Regions from separate parts of the Homo sapiens genome. Here region 1 is linked to region 2. A link is a contact called in ENCODE Hi-C or POLR2A ChIA-PET data. All regions are on one chromosome and are shown on one strand. The core of a region is the stretch at or near the end of the contact, and the rest is flanking DNA. Distances in the headings are between cores, read along the strand shown. Region 1 overlaps HIVEP3 (HIVEP zinc finger 3). Region 2 overlaps HIVEP3 (HIVEP zinc finger 3).

What was found. A loop is a pair of places that touch in the nucleus more often than their neighbours do. ChIA-PET counts read pairs that join two places held with the same protein, here RNA polymerase II (POLR2A). Pooled maps may share reads with other maps.
Region 1: a pooled map shows a loop between it and region 2 (4-fold over the local background). The contact joins two enhancer-like sites. A Hi-C loop is called at or near these places in 5 of 50 pooled maps. POLR2A ChIA-PET finds 5 or more read pairs at or near these places in 2 of 52 experiments (PC-9 and activated CD4-positive, alpha-beta T cell).

Annotation. Positions count from the first base shown.
Region 1 is chr1:41,890,436-41,893,135 of GRCh38, forward strand. The region is part of intron 1 of HIVEP3 (HIVEP zinc finger 3); the gene reads right to left. Among named protein-coding and RNA genes, the nearest start is that of HIVEP3, 27 kb to the right of the region's middle. RefSeq lists an enhancer at 1,022-1,321. Within about 2 kb of position 1,261, at least 28 of the 41 ENCODE cell types and tissues checked have a DNase peak (open chromatin) inside an H3K27ac peak, as active enhancers do.
Region 2 is chr1:41,622,143-41,624,842 of GRCh38, forward strand. The region is part of intron 3 of HIVEP3 (HIVEP zinc finger 3); the gene reads right to left. All of the region lies in intron 1 of LOC128125817, which reads right to left. Among named protein-coding and RNA genes, the nearest start is that of EDN2, 140 kb to the left of the region's middle. RefSeq lists enhancers at 984-1,073, 1,234-1,403. Within about 2 kb of position 1,294, at least 3 of the 41 ENCODE cell types and tissues checked have a DNase peak (open chromatin) inside an H3K27ac peak, as active enhancers do.

The DNA of each region.
Region 1 (2,700 bases), core at 11-2,510, 270 kb after region 2:
AGCCACAGTACAGGCACTGTGACAGCCCTTATTTATGTTTTCCAGCTTTTATTGTAGATTCATGTGCAGGTTTGTTACCTGGGATTATTGTGTGATGCTGAGGTTTGGGAGATGAATGATCCATGGCCCTTTTTATATAGTTTGTCATTTAATCCTTGGACCATTTTACAAATGAGGAGCCTGAGGCTCAGAGAAGTTAAGCAGCTTCCCCCGGAAAACCAACTTGGTAAGTGGTGGAGCTGGGATTCAAGCCCACATTTGTCTGATTCCAGAATCTTACTCCAAGTCTGGGCAAGGCGTGGGCTGGCCAGGCAGCTGCCTGAAGGGCAATTGTCTATAACCCTGGGGTCAGGGGGATGAGAAATGTGAGGCCTGTTAACCCAGGTCTCTGGGCAAGCTTCCTTATATAACCTGCACATTGTCAACGCTCCACTCAGGCAGCTCTCCCATTCCTTACTACATAATTATTAGATAATGCATAAGGGAGAGGTTTGAATGACTAGCCTGCCTGGGAGGCTGCCTCTCTACGGTCCTGCTTCCACCACACGGGAGCCCTGAAACGAGCAGGCCAGCTGGAGAGGTGGCCAACACATTCCTCACCCAGAGGCTCCGGGCTCCCCAGATGGCCACTGCCACCTGACCACACAGAGTCACTTTGCCAGAAGGACTGCCCTGCTTTAGGCCTGATCTGATCTTTTTCCAGGAAACTCGTCTGGTGTAAGATTTATGTGTCCAAACTTGCCAGCCTTCCCCTTTCACCCTGGACTAACAGGGACAAGAATTCTAATCAATGTGCAGGAACACAGAAAAAAAACAGGGAAACAGCAGGCAGGCCCAACCCCAAAAGCCCCAAACTTATTTCCCAATTTTGGGTTGCACATGTATTTCTACTCACATAAGACAGTTTGCATCCAACTGGGGGGAATTTTGAGTTTCAATTAAACTTTGCTAAAATACAAAACTCATTTCCCCTTAACTGTGCTTCCTGACAATGAAGTGGTGGTGTCACGGGGCAGAAGGGCTGATGGTGTGGGTTACCACAGCAAGGTCCATGCTGCAAAGACGGGCTGCCCCTCCTGCTCTGGGAGTCAACGCTTCCTGGGTCCACCAGGCCCAGCATTTCCACAGGCTGTCATCGGTGTGTCCCCAGCACAGCACCTAGCTAGATCTCAGCAAATGATTTGAATGTGTGGGGCTCCCTCCAGGTAAGAAAGGAACCCCTGCTCACGGCACTCCCCAGAAGTCCTTGGTAACTCACTTTCTCTTTCTGTTCTGAACATCCATTCGGGCTGGTTTAAAGCACAGCTCGCTCAAGAGGCAGCCCTCCAGAGGAGATCGGGGTTAATTACGTTTACTGACAGCTGTCTTCTTTCTCCTACAGTCACTTCTTCCCATGTCCTGATTTCATTGCTTGTGAAAAGAGATGGCCTTCCAATGGGAAAAGGCAAGGAGTAAAACTCACGAGAGAAAGCGTCCTGGAGATTTTAAGGAGAAAGGCACATCGGTTCTGCCAGCACAAGAGCTGCCTGTTTCCCTATCAGATATCAACACTCATTTAGTGCAAGGGTGAATATCACCTTTCTATTGAAAAGAAATAGAGTACCCTAGGAAAATAGCTTGCATCAAAACAAGAGAAAAGTAGGTTCTGAACCAGAACTAAAATATTTGGACACCGAAGCTGTGACTACTGATGCAAAGCCATTAACCCATAAAAACAAACATTCAAACAAGACACTGCATAGCTCTCTTTAAATGAGTCCAAACACCAGAGCTTTATCTTAAAACAAATAAACAACAACAACAAAAAATTCCTTTCCCCATCCCATCTCCACCCACCCACTAGGAGTAAAACATATTGCTAGCTCTGAGACTTTTCTAAGAACTTGGTCAGAGACACTGAGCGGCTGGTCAATATATTTCTTACAAATGGGGCTTTGAGAGCGGAACTAGCAGCTGGGTGCCAAGAACACAGTGGCTCTGCTCACATCTCACATATGCCCAGACGCTCTGAACCACAGCCTACCACTGCTGCCACAGGTTCAAGTTCTGAAACCCAAAGAGAGCACAGAGAAGGCAGGAAGAGAAGAAAAAAAGACCCAGATGTTGCAAATCAGAATAAGTGCTGAGTGAGGCAGTATCATGACATGGCAACGATAAATGTTGAACGTTGGCTCTCCTCTTGTCAGCTGACCCCTCTGCTCTGGGACCCTTCACACTGTGACTCCAGTTAAATCAACCAGCTGTGCCTCCAAGAAAGGCAGCATGGGTCAGTGTGGCTGCCTGGACTCTGCTGCTGACAGCTGCAGAGAGAAACTCAAACCAGCCACATAGCCTGGCCCACCTTATAGTCTGAACGTGCCCAGCCAAAAAGAAGAAAAGAAAACAGCTCAAAAAACAGCAAAGGCTGGGTACGGTGGCTCATGCCTGTAATCCCAGAACTTTGGGAGGTTGAGGCGAGCAGATTGCTTGAGCTCAGGAGTTCAAGACCAGCCAGGGCAACATGGTGAAACCCTATCTCTAAAAAAAAAAATGCAAAAATTAGCTAGGGGTGGTGGCACACATCTGTAGTCCCAGCTACTCGGGAGGCTGAGGCAGGAGGACAGCTAGTGCCCGCAAGGTTGAGGCTGTAGCGAGCCATGTTCGTGCAACTGCACTCTAGCGTGGGTGACAAAGCAAGATCTCGTCTCAAAAAAAAAAAAA
Region 2 (2,700 bases), core at 44-2,543:
CACCCTGCTGGGTGTACAGAAGAGGAAGGCCGAATCCCTGCCTAGAGGGGAGCCCCTCTCATGGAGAGACAGATGGAACTTGCATATATGACCAGGGTAGAAATAAAGACAGGGTACCACAGAATCCCAGAGTAAAGGTCCTAATGCCATGGGGAAGGGGCACTCAGGGGGCAGGGAAGGAAAACTCAGAAAGAGGGAGCAGCACACGCAAAGGATTAAAGTGTGACATGTTCTGCACAAGAGCAGGGGTGGGGGAGGAAGAAGGATGGAGATAACGGGAACAGGCTGAACTGGGAATGCTGAGCTAAGGGTCTGGATTCATCCTGTAGGTCAAGGGTTGGCAAATCCAGCCGGCTGCCTGTTTTCGTACATAAAATTTTACTGGAACACAACCACGCCCATTTTTTACATATTATCTGTGGTTGCTTCCAGGCTGCAATGACAAAGTCAAGAGAGACTATATGCCCGGCAAAGCTTCAAATACTATCTGGCCATTCAGAGCAAAAGAATGCTCATTCCTGCCATAGACGCTGGAAGCTATGGGTGGATTTTAAGCAGCAGATAGCAGGGTCAGATTTGTGTTTCACGTTTCTATCACTCTCGGATCATGCTGGGATGTGCTGGAGCAGGCAAGCCAGGGGAAAGGGAAGGTGGCTGGGAGGCTGGTACAGTTTTCCAGGTAGGGGATGGAGATCAACAACAACATTGCTGTTTTTTATTAAGAGATTCATTAAGAGTTGCTATGTGCCCACACTGGGCTGTGCCCTTTACACATATTCATTTAATCTGCAGAGTAACTGCTGGATATAGCTAGAGTTGTTATCTCCATCCTACTGATGAGGCACAGAGAAGTGAAGTCATTTGCCCAAGGTCACGCAGCCAGTATGAGACAGAGCCCGGATGCAAACCCAGTGGTCCAAACCTGAGCTGGGGCCCTCAGTGCCAAGCTCCAGGGCTTCAGTGTCAAGCATGTTTTTGGCAACAGATCCCTTCGAGCCTCCCTGGGAATACACAGAACACAAATCCTCTAAAGGAGAAAATCTACCCCAGCCGAGTCAGGCAGGAAGTGGGAGGCAGCAGTGTGGCTATTTTGGAGAAGCGACACGAGAAACCACGAAACTTCCTACCTGTCCCGTTTTGCTCCCATCTGTCCTCAGAAACAAGGCTGCCCCTCTCCAAGATAAAAAGGTGTTTCTCCCCACACAGTGGCTCTGCCACTGGTGGTGGGAGAGAGAGCACTAAGCTTAGCACACACTTGCTATTTTTAAAGGGCTATATAAACAAACAGGGCTATGTAAATAAGAAAAAAATGAGGTCATCCTTTTAAAACCTAAAAATGTCCCTTTTCTATGGGGTGAGCAGCACAACCTCAGAAAGCACAGGGGTTTTTCTATCCCCTTGAGGCTTCTCTAGCCCATGGCCTCCAAAAACCACCAGGCCTGGCTCTCTTCCTTGCACCCACTGAGTGAAGGGCAGGTGGCCTGGGAGTCAGGACTCCTGGGTTTCATTCCTGGGTCTGTGGGCTTTGCCTCAAATGCCTAAGGCCAATGTGCAATCCCAGCCACCACCATCCAGGGAACCTGACATCCAACCCCACGCCGGTCTCTCACAAACACGGCCCATGCTCCAGGCCCTCCTCCTCCTGTGCCAGCCCTGGTTTGGCAAGCTGATTCTCCTGGCCCCTCGGGTATCCTTTTTCCTCCCCACTGCCTCACACCTTGACCTGTTGAATGGCCACAGAGGCTCTCTGCATGCCGATCAGAGTGACGTGTATGCTCCCCACCCCCACTTCTCTGCACACATGTTTACCTTGCTCCACGCTCTTCTGCACCTTTTCTTCAAAGGCGCGGGCCAGAGGTCATTAAAGCAGCCCCAGGAGCTGAGTTTGCTCATCAACAACTGCTAGGAGACTTCCCAAGCCTCAGCAGAAGCTCACATGGCCTCCCTGGGTTGCGAAGAGTACTATTTCCACTACTGACTGCACTCTCCACAGCATCACCTCAACTTCTCCCCTCCCCATCTCTCCTCCTTCCTCCTCTGCCTCCAACTCTCAGCATCCGTGGCCCCTCCATTATCCTCCAGTACAAAAATGAGAACCACCAATATTTGCTGAAGGGGTAGTCTCCAAATTGTGTTCCATGAAAGTGTTTCAGAGGCTCTCCAAATGTTCCACGAGCATGTTATTCTAAAAGTACAGTTTGACTCCTATTCTAACAGAAAACGAGCACGTACACACATTCAAACATGCTCTATAGCACATGGGAACACACTGAATATAGCCAACAAGTGCTGCCGGTTTAATTTGGTTTGTGCAGACCTCAGATGAAGGTCTGGGTAGATCTTGACCTTCACCGTTGAAATGTATCTTCAGTTAGGAAGAGTGGAGCTCTTCACTGGGTATCTTTGTGTTGTCATTTTTTAAATTCAGGACTCTATATGCGTACACAAAACCATACAAGCAAGTACACTCTGAAGCTTTCAATGACAAGACAATGTATTATGTGGATTATCATGAAAATATCATAAATGATTGTGGGGCTTCCTGTCTGACTTATGTGTGTAATAGGAAGGAATTCAAGCAGTTGTTGGATATTGTCACTGATGCAAACCAGAATTCCCTTCTACTCCTCCCCAAATGCCCAGATAATGTTGAACTGAAGACCATTCTGTGGCTTTAAGGCAAGCTGTTAACAATCTGTC